Linked DNA regions of Homo sapiens: region 2 is linked to region 1. Evidence: chromatin loops called from intact Hi-C (ENCODE). Cell type or tissue: Caco-2. All regions are shown on one strand. Links, peaks and the distances in the headings refer to the core of each region. The heading gives the core; the rest is flanking DNA. Region 1 overlaps NXPH2 (neurexophilin 2). Region 2 overlaps LINC01832 (long intergenic non-protein coding RNA 1832).

Evidence for each region. A loop is a pair of places that touch in the nucleus more often than their neighbours do. Peaks named below come from ENCODE experiments on the same cell type or tissue, not always from the same donor. Only the 100,000 strongest peaks of a DNase experiment are listed, where the experiment ranks them.
Region 2: it touches region 1 in a loop (2.1-fold over the local background); 1 of 110 quality-filtered maps calls a loop at or near these places.

Annotation. Positions count from the first base shown.
Region 1 is chr2:138,717,406-138,722,790 of GRCh38, forward strand. The region is part of intron 1 of NXPH2 (neurexophilin 2); the gene reads right to left. Among named protein-coding and RNA genes, the nearest start is that of NXPH2, 60 kb to the right of the region's middle. In Caco-2, for the core only: no CTCF peak of the experiment used is centred there; a DNase peak (open chromatin) is centred at 3,036.
Region 2 is chr2:138,102,789-138,108,173 of GRCh38, forward strand. It overlaps LINC01832 (long intergenic non-protein coding RNA 1832), which reads left to right. Exons shown (of 3, transcript NR_135526.1): 2 at 1,347-1,432; 3 at 2,689-3,117. Among named protein-coding and RNA genes, the nearest start is that of LINC01832, 3.6 kb to the left of the region's middle. In Caco-2, for the core only: no CTCF peak of the experiment used is centred there; no DNase peak of the experiment used is centred there.

The DNA.
Region 1 (5,385 bases), core at 252-5,251:
GTTCTGGAAGCTGGAAAATCCATGATCAAAGTGCCAGCCGATTTGGTATCTAGTAAGTGCCTGTTTTCTGGTTCACAAATGGTGCCTTCTTGCTCTATCCTCACATGGTGGAAAGGGAAAAGCACCTCTCTTGGAAAAAGGTCACTAAACCCTTTTGTGATGGATCTAATCAACTCCCAAAGCCTCTTCCTCTTAATGCCATCACCTTGGGAGTTAGAATTTCAATGTATGAATTTTGGGGAGACAGAAACATCCAGACCAGAGCAGCAACCTGTATGCTTCAGAAATATGAACAAAAGATCAAAAGAAATTTGAGGAATCAAATGGATCCCAAATCACCCTAAAAATTCTAAATGTTATCAATAGAAATGTGAGGAATCAAATGGATCAAAAACAACTCTAAAAATTCTAAATATTATCCTTAGAAAGATTAGGAAGGCAATTGTACTGCAAAACAAGTCAAGAAAGAAATTTTTGGAAATTAAAATAAGATTGCTGAAATCAAAGTCATTAGACCTCTCAAACATTATAATAGAGTTGAAAATCAAGTTATTGATCTAGAAGCTCAAGCAAAGAAATTTCCAACAACCAAAACCAAAAATGCCATAAGAAATAAAAGAGAAAGTAAAACCATAAAAAATGGGTTCAGGAAGTTAAGTAGCTGACTAAAAAAAGTTCTAAGAGATGAGAACAGATAGGAAAGAGGATGGAGGAGAGAATAATAATAATAAATAATGAAATGAAAATATCCTAGGTTTAAGAAAAATTAGATCACTCATATTGAAGTCCTCACCAAGGCTAAGTGAGTTTGATGGGGAAAAGACACATACTTAAATTTTACATACTGTTGAAATTAGTGAAAAGACAATTTAAAAAATTTCTAAGAGAGAGAAAAAAATGGGGCCACTTATAAAGGAAGGAGAATTAACAACAGATTTCCCTTCAGCAACAGTGGACACTAAAACTCAAAGAAGCAAAGATTGTCAAACAAACAAACAAACAAACAAAACCCTCTCTGGGATAATGACTATGAATTTAGAATTCCATGTTGAAACTACAATTTTTATGTAATATTTTCAATCATACAAGTTTCAGAAAGCTTGTTGCCCTCACAAGCTCTCCAAAAACATTACTCAAAAAGGCTGTCCAGCAGAACAACTGAGAAAGAAATATATTATGAGTCAGAAAGGTAGCAGCTGAATATGACTTGAAAAGGGAGAAAACTAAAAGGAAATGAAAAGAGAAGCCACTGGACCTTGATGCCTGGGGCATTATCCTATGAGTGGCTAAAGGTAAGTGTCTTAATGATATATTTAATTCTCTATAAATCCAATAGCATAACTTGGTTCTGTAGTAAATATTTATAAAAGCATAATCCCATTAATGCCTTTTTAAAGTTGGTTCAAAAGCTTTGAATTAACCTATAGACTACACATGGAATACATAATCATAGCCCCAGAACAGCAGATAAAGGGAAGTACAGGAGACGGGAGACACAGTCTCACTAGAGTGTAGAATTTCTAAATCTGGAAGTCAATAGCTACTTGCTAAAGTTGGGGGGTGGGGGAGGAAGAGGAAAATGTAATGTAAATTGTAATGATAACCCTAGAAAAATTACAACACAAAAACACTTGTTTATGTTTATTCCTGGGGAGAGAATTAGAGATACAGTAAGAAAGACAGCTTTTCATTTTTGATTAACAAGCTCCTTTATTAATAAAAGATTACTTAAATAACTCAAAGTAGAGCTATATAATGGAATACTGAGTGGTCTTTGGAAAGAATGAGATATGTCTATATATATTTTTGTGGAAGATTATCCACAATTATATATACTTAAGGTAAAAAAAAGAATTTGCAAAATAGAGTATCATCCCTATAAAGGTAAGAAAATTCTTTATATGTCTGTGTGCATGTATATAAGTAAATGCACTTAAAAATATCCGAAAGGAGAAGCTACAGGTTGAGGGTACAGGCGAAGAAAGGAGTCTTTCGGAATTTACTTTTCAAGCTTCTGAATTGTTTTACTGTTTGTAATAAGTAAATATAATACATAATATGTAAATATTACTTTTAAATAACTTTCATACTTTTTAATTACAAAGGTAATTTTCTTAAAAAGTAAGAAAAGCAAGTATATGAATGTATAGTGTTACTTTCTTCATTTAAAACTTTAAATGGGCAGGGAGCTATGGCTCATGCCTGTAATCCCAGAACTTTGGGAGGCTGAGGTGGGAAGATCGCTTGAGCCCAGGAGTTCGAGACTAGTCTGGAGACTGGGTAACATGGCAAGACCTCATCCCCTCAAAAACCACAAAACTTTGAATGTTTAAATATATTATTAAAATTAGTCTTTATTTTTTCATAGCCAAATAATGCCAGTATTATTTATTAAACTATTTCCCATGGAATGGAAACACTCTCATTTTCATATTGTAACATCCCACATGTACTTATATACGTTTCTTGGTTTGATTCTATCCCACTGCTCTATTTACTTTTTCTTGTGCAAATAGCTTTTTATAAAAAAATTATTACATTAACTTTAAAGCAAATTTCAATATATGGTACTACATGTACCACCTCATTATTCTTTTTCCCTCATACATTCTTGGGAATTCTTGCATTTATTTTTCCATATGAACTTTCAAATCATTCAATCCAGTATAAAAAACAAATCTATTGAAATGTTCTGGGATTAGATGAAACATGCAGTTTTAAGGTTAAAAAAAAAAAAACTTGAAAAAAAAACAGAGGCTATATGGTTAGATCAGCAGAGGTCAATCGCCACCACTGGAAGGACAATGCAAAGTAGGTCTCGTACTGATGGTATGAAGAACAAAAGCAATGACTGGGAGAGTCTTGTCTTCTTACATACAATCCTCAGTAACAGAAAACAAGTATGCTTGTAAACTTTCTCACAGGCCATGACGAAACATGAGTATTTACAGACAGCAGTGTTCACTGACCAGGGTCATTATAAACTGAACAAACAAACTTCGGTGAAGAGCAGGCATTTCTTCGGCTGCTCTGAAGGGGTGGTGAGAGGCAAGGCCACGTAGTCAAGAGTGAGGGCTGACTGCCCCAGGACTGTTGGTGTGAAGACGTAATTGACAGTCATAAATTAAATCTATTTATGTCACTGCAAAATGGATGACCAGGTCACTGAGGCACTGCAGCTACAAAGAGAGAGAAAAGGCTCTGACAGTGAGGAGTGTGCAGCTCTTTGAAGGAACTGTAATCCTGGGTGCAGAGGAGCCACGGCAGCACAGGGGGCTGGCTCCACACGCACTGGCGCTGTGGCAAGAAAATACGGTTCAGATCCCTGTTCTCCCATTTTCTAGTTATAGGATCTTGGGGTCTCTGAGCTTCAGTTCCTTTATCTGTAAAACATAGATAAATGCTTCTGAGTAGAGCTGTTGTGAACATTAAACCAGATACAAAGCCCCTTGGACAAAGCCTGACACATTGGAGTCTCTCAAGAGATGCTAGATATTAATGATAATCCAAAATGCAAAACAGATGGAAATAGGGCAGAGAAGGTAGTATTTAAGAGTGCCTGCAGTAGAAGAAAGTGTGTAAATGTGAAACTGAAGGACGCATGCAGGGCATTATTAAATACTTTTGTATTGTGAAATTAAAAGTTGCCAGAGGGGCTGAGTGTGGTGGCTCAGGCCTGTAATCCCAGCACTTTGGGAGGCCGAGGTGGGTGGATCACAAGGTCAGGAGTTCGAGACCATCCTGACCAAAATGGTGAAACCCCCATCTCTACTAAAAATGCAAAAATTAGCCAGACGTGGTGGTCTGCACCTGTAATCCTAGCTACTTAGGAAGCTGAGGCAGGAGAATCGCTTGAACCCGGGAAGTGGAGGTTGCAGTGAGCCGAGATTGCACCACTGCACTCCAAGCTGGAGATAGAGCAAGACTCCGTCTGAAAAAAAAAAAAATTGCCAGAGGTGGGGAAAGCTGAGCCAGCCAGAAGACTGAGAGGAACACAGGAATTCAATTGGAAAGAGTCTATATGCTAGGTCATGAAATCATGATTTTATATTATAGAAGTTTGTTTTTTTTTAATGGAGCAAAATAATAAGATTCATGTTTTATAAAGACCCTCCTGACAACAATATGGAGGATGTACTGGAGGAATTTGGAGGTAGGGCTGTGTGGTAAAACTGTAGGCAGGAGGATCATTTTATTTTATTTTTTAAGTCACAATGGAAGAGATATGATGTATGTAGGGAAAAAAACTAATTTAGAAAAAGACTATGTTTAATAGCTACAGAAGAGACACAAACTATGGGAGTTAAAGAATCGCCCTTGCTAGGCTCAGCCTCGCTTTCTTACCTTTCTTCTCTCTCGGCAAACCTAAAACTGATAAAGCTTTAAACTTCCCCAGGCTGAGTAACCTTGTTAGCAAGTGGGATAATGCCTGTAAGTTTGCAGGATTTAGATGCAGCAGGTAGATATGAAAGTGTAGTGTGCTTTGAGTATTCTGTCTTTATTGAATTTGCAGACCTACAATAGCAATGGCGGGAGCATGGCTATTTTTGCTTCAAAGTCAGTTGCTTGATTCAGTAGAAAGAGCACAGGCTACAGACAGTCAGACTGGGAGTTGAATGCTAGCTGCTCCACTTATGCTATAAGTAGGTAAATTAATTTCTCTCAGAAAGTCAGTCTCATCTGTTAGTGTCTCTCTCATGAAATTCACTAGTAGAAGTAGACAGAACAACAATAAACAAATACATATTAAAGAATGCTACTGATGGTAAAGAGCAAAGTGAGCAAGAGGATAGAAACTAACTGAGAACTGCTTTTTATTTAAGGTGGTCAAGAAAGGAATCCGTGAGAAGGTCATATTTAAACACACACTTGCAGAAAGTGAGAAAATAAGCTTTGAACACATTTTGGAAAAAGAGAATTCCATGCCTAGAAAACAGCAAATGCAAATGCCCTACAGCAGAAGAAAGCTGGGCTTGGGGGAAGGAAAATCAAGGAAGTATGTGTGGTTGGAGCGGAGCCTGGGCAGGGCAGCGTGAAGACTCACCCAGTAAGCATGGGCAAGCGTCCAGGCCAGGATCTTCTCTAACTGACCAGAGCAACAGGAAGCTGTCCTGGGCAGAAGAGAGGCACCATCTAACTGGCTTGAAGATCCCTAAGACTGCAGTGTTGAGTGCAGACTGTAGGGGACAGTGGGAGGAGAGATCTTCCAATAGTTAAGGAATTCCTGCAATGATTCCAGTTGAACAACGAAGAAGGCCCAGTCCAGGCTAGTAGGTGGAAGAGGTGTTCAGTGGTTATATTCTAGATAACGTTTAGAAGGTGGTGCTGATAGCATGTGCCGATGGATTGCCAAGGTGTGATCTTTGCTCAAGAGATTTTGGCTGG
Region 2 (5,385 bases), core at 238-5,237, 610 kb before region 1:
GATAACAATTGAGCTTCACCATTTTTAGACAAAGCCTGCAAACCTGCCTTGATATCCATTATATCCATAATGCTGACTCATACATATTTTTTAGATATGCTTTATGGTGTATTCTACCTCCTCTAACTCAAAGAACATCACAAAAGTTTGATCACAGTGTCTGAAAACTGATCTCTGAAGGCTAGGTCTAATCAAATTATATTTGTCTACACTAATGCAAAGAAATTTTAGCATTGATCATTTAAAATAATGTTGAATTATGATAAAAAAACTCTCTGAATCATACTTATTTTCATAGAAGATATTGTATTTATTGAACTACTAAAATAAGCTTATTACCCCAAAACCCATCCAGACACTGGGGGACAAAAAGCGCTAGCAGCTTACAAGTGTTGAGAGATGTTTTCTAAGATTTCTGATTTTCAGAAGATTCTTTCCTTCAAATGTGATTTTTGAAATAAAGATAATTGAGAATAGGATAAATAGAAGAAAGTGGTTCAATCTCCAGATCAGGCATATGACTCAGGGTAAGTGGGGTTGGCAACTATTTTCAGCTGTTAGGAGTTCTGAAATTCTTGCCTATTTCAAACCTGCCTCTCAAATTTCCCACTCATTCAAGACAACTCTCTTTTCCAGGAGGAGGCACTCATTAAACAGTCATTGTTTTATTATCTCTTGATCAATGGCAAGGTTGGAGGGAATGGGACTTCTGTCAGGTAAACCTTGATAAGGGGGAATCATCAGACCCTTGGGCTGTGGCCTCTTTAACCAGCTTTGTAGATACTTTAGGGACATCTTGAAGTCATGTGAACCCATTTTTCCTTGAAAAATTTTATGTTACCAGAACATTTTCACAAGCCAGATTTCTAGCTTAGCCATATCCTCTGTGGAAGTTCAGCTCCTCACCTCATCACTTCCCCACTAACATCCTCCCCCAGTCACTAAGTGCCAAGCTAGATCCTACACACAGCCTCCACCAGTGCCTAGTTTTACTTTGAAGCTACCTTCACCCATCTCCTTTTTCCTCAAGGTCTTGAACAGGCAGCTGGTCTTTTCCTATTTCATAGCTCATAATCCTTATTGCGATGCTCACTACACTGCCATCTCCTAGTAAAAGAACATCCTCTCAGCATTCTTCAAGCAACGGTGATGATGCCACTTGAAGGCAATGACATGAAGCCCATCAGATTCCAAAATTTTTAAAAAAGAAAAATCTGGTTTTTAGTTAGTCAGAGGGAAAGCATTGACAATATAGCTGTGCCTTGAGCTACATGCAGCAGGACAGAGACTCCTAGCAGACTTAACTGACCTACAAACACAAATGAAAAACATTTCAAAAATTTCAGAAACACTGGTGGCATGGAGGGAGTGCAAGACCCTGAAGAGAATATGCTGAGGTCCTGAAGTGTGCAGCTGGGGCTTAATGAGCTAGGTAAGGCTTAATGTTCACTTGACCTCACTGGCACTGGGCTACTCATGCCTAGGAATCTTGGGTTTACCACAACTACGTGGCTTCCCTGGGTATAGAATCTAGTTTTCTTCTTGAAAAATATGAGACTACTCATGAGCTCCTGAAACCACTTTAATTTCTACAGTGTCCACAAGAAAAGAATATTGACAAAGGTCTTCTAGGTTTATTTTAATAAGTGAACCAATTCAATAATTAGTCTCTGAGAACCTCTGTGAGCCTGAATCCTGCTTTTGTTTGGCTTCAAAAAAGATAGGTAGATGGCCGGGTGTGGTGGCTCACGCCTGTAATCCCAGCACTTTGGGAGGCCTAGGCAGGCAGATCACGAGGTCAGGAGTTCAAGACCATCCTTGCCAACATAGTGAAACCCCATCTCTACTAAAAATACAAAAATTAGCCTGGTGTGGTGGCGCGTGCCTATAGTCCCAGCTACTTGGGAGGCTGAGGCAGGAGAATCACTGGAACCTGGGAGGCGGAGGTTGCAGTGAGTCAAGATTGCATGCCACTGCACTCCAGCTTGGGTGACAGAGCAAGACTTCATCTCAAAAAAAAAAAAAGAACAGAAAAAAAGATACGTAGATTTCTATATCTGCTTCTGGGCTCAATCTGCTGTATGTTGTTTTACAAAAATATGTGAAGGAAATGTGGCCTCAGAACAATATGTAGATGGAAAAGTAAGAAGAACTTTAATAGACTTTTCAGATGAATGTAGATATTCTTTTTTGATAGTACACCAAAACTCAACAAGTAGTAGTGCCTTAAAAGTTAGTTGTGGGTGGAATCTGAAACCATATCAATAAGCTTTTCTTACTCTGTTATATTACAATCCATTAGCCCATTTTGTACTTTGAATGTATCTTTTAACTAAGCATGATTCTGCAACATCATGGTGTCTTGGAAAATATTGGTTCACTGAATTATGCAGGTTTTTTGAATACTGACACATTTCATTTTACAGTATCAAAAAAATCAAATTTATTATCAAAACCACCAATTTCATTAGAGGACACTCTAAATATTATGAAGCTAGTAAGCTCATGGTGATGGAAACAAGTTTTCCAAAATTCAAATTTTCCCTTGAAAGTTTGGATTTTACTGCTGGCAATAAACACCATCAGTCATTTTCCTAGAAATGAAAGACTCATGTTGTTCATTTTCATGGCAAATCCTAAATGCTTAACTCTGAATTCCTATAGTTTGTCTCTCTTTTGTACTTTCAGATAAAACTGACATTCCATAAAAGAAATGAGTAGTTCAGCCTGAAACTCAAATAATTGCACAAGTATTTTTCTTCAAGATAATCATCATACTTTGTTACAGAGCAGAAATACAGCTCTTCCTGCTTCCTTCTCATCTTATCACCCAGAATATTTGTCATAGTTAATTATATGTGTCTACTTGAAGGGTGTTTTTGGATGACTCCACTCTCCCTCATCTCTTCTGGAAAATAAAAGGAATCAGAAATTTCTAGAAGCCAAGAACCAAATGAACGAAGTCAAAATTATGCCCTAAGGCAAGCCTTCCCCTCCATGCTTAGAGCTAGCTCAAGGGGTGTGAATGCCTCTACAGATCCAGTTTCTTGGTGCCACAGAAGGGTCAGCATTGACTCTTACCCTGCTCAATTTGCTTCAACCCAGTGGGGCCTTGTTAAAAAAGAGCAAGTATGTCTACAATTCCAGATCTCATTTCATGCATAGTTGGCAGTGCATAAGAAACTTTATCAGATTCCAAAATATATTTTTAAAAAGTCCAAGAGGCTGGGGTCCTTTGTGATTGTTGTGGATCCACATCAGGAAGAGAAACCCTTTAAGGAGAAGAATATGATATTTTCATTTGCATAAAAACAATAAAACTCTTTCAGCAGCAATTTCCCCTATATAAAAAGTGAGAACACAGCACCTTGGTGACACAGACATCTGTTACTTAAACAGATGCCACCTTCTAAACTCACTCAAGCAACCCTCTGCTCAACCAGAGACCCCTAAACCAAAATTCAATGCGTGGATAGAACAATATGTGCAAAGGGTGCTTTCAGTAATGATGGGTTTTACCTCCCAGCATCATTATGAATTTGCTTGACTTTTTTGTGTTGTTACTTTAGCAAAATCTCCTCCATCATTTCTCTCAGTAATGTCTTTTTTCTAACTTAACCTCCACAATCTGCAAAATCAAATGGTTCCTTCTAAGATTCATTGCTGATTAGCACTAGCCCTTCAAAGGCTAAACCATGGCTTTTGTTTGTTTCTTTCTTTTTGCAGATGCACTTTAATGACTTCACAGGACAAGGCTCTAACACTATCTAGGAGAGAAATGAAAGTTAGTTCCTTTTTTTTCTTTTCCAGTAGCACAAAGGGTCCCTGCTGATGTTTTCCAGTGAAGCAATACTCCCCTAGCCTGAGACTGATAAGTGCCTTCAGAAGTTAGGCTTACACTTCTAAATCAGCAGTTCATGAAAGGCATTACGAAAAACTATTATACTGCTATAATGCTATAATGGATGACAGCACAGTTGTATATGTTACACCTTGAAGTAAGCAGTAGGATTTTCCATCACTTGATAACCTTGAAACTGCTAAGGTATCAAATTGCTATCATGAATATTGTGCAGGAGAAGAAATAACTCAGGAAGCTGCCTTTGTGAATAATAATCAGAAAACTGCAACATTTTTACTGAGAAAATGGATTTGAGGCACTGGTGTATTGACAAGCTTTCTAACAGGAAACTAAGGTAGACATTACAAGTACATTTACATTGAGCTATGCATCAATCCATCATTCAGCATTCGATTTGTAAGTTCTAATCAGTTAAAAATATTATTAGCAAAGAATTATGTGGTATGTTAAAATTTCCAGGATAAAGGGTAAGGAGAGCCCACATGCTATTTTGTAGCTGAAAACAATAAATAAAAATGTTTGTTTGATATTTCAACTTCTCAATGTACTCTGAAATCTAACTCATTCCAGCAGAATATAGAGATGAGGTTTGGGAAGTGAGGATTTGTTTAATAGGCATTTAAATCAATTGCAGCATGAAGACATGGTAGGAACAGAAATAGTAAATGTTTATTACACCTCTCTTTTTTTTTCTAAAATACATATGTTTAATTTTGCCAAATCCTGGCTTTGTTCATGAGCAGAGCACCTAGTATTGGTCCGTAGCATTTTCAGACAACAAAGTCTACCGAGAACCCTCGACAGCTATGTGAAAACTCAATGTCTGGAGTGATTCATCATTATGTCAGACTGGCCAGCACTTTGTCACAGTGACTGACAATGGGAGAAACTTGGAAATAATACAAAGATTCTCTGTTCACTGATAGTGTCTGAAGTGTGATTAGAGAAGAAAGCTTTGAGACTGTGAGGAGAATCTTAATTTTCCCCCAAAATTAATTTTGATATTTTACCCTTCGTTGGAAAAATTCCACCTAACTTTTTCATTGTCTTACTCAAAACTGGCCACTTTCATTTTAAATAGTGTCTGGAGCTTGCTTATTGAACTTCACTGCACATTCAACAGCTTAGTAGGTGGGGTGAACAATTTTTCAATAGTGTAAGACCAGCTACACTGGCTTTATACTGGGCTACTCTATCCAGTTGAGAAAGGTAAACGCCCTCCAGTTAATGGTTGATAGTGGTGTCAATACAACCTAAATTAACTCATGCCTTACCCTTTTCTTGGAATCTGGAATCATTTTATACTATTCAATATAGCAAAATTCTAAAAGGGTAATGATATTAATTCCTTACTTCAGGTAAACTATTGCTAGACAAAGTAATGTAATGCATGGGCATTACATTTAGAGGTGCTGGGGAGCAAAGGTAATGGCTTTCATTTATTTCCCATCCCCTCTATGGGAAATAAATGAAATAACATCTTTTATGGATAGTAGATCAATGATTCCACCTTCTTATTAAAA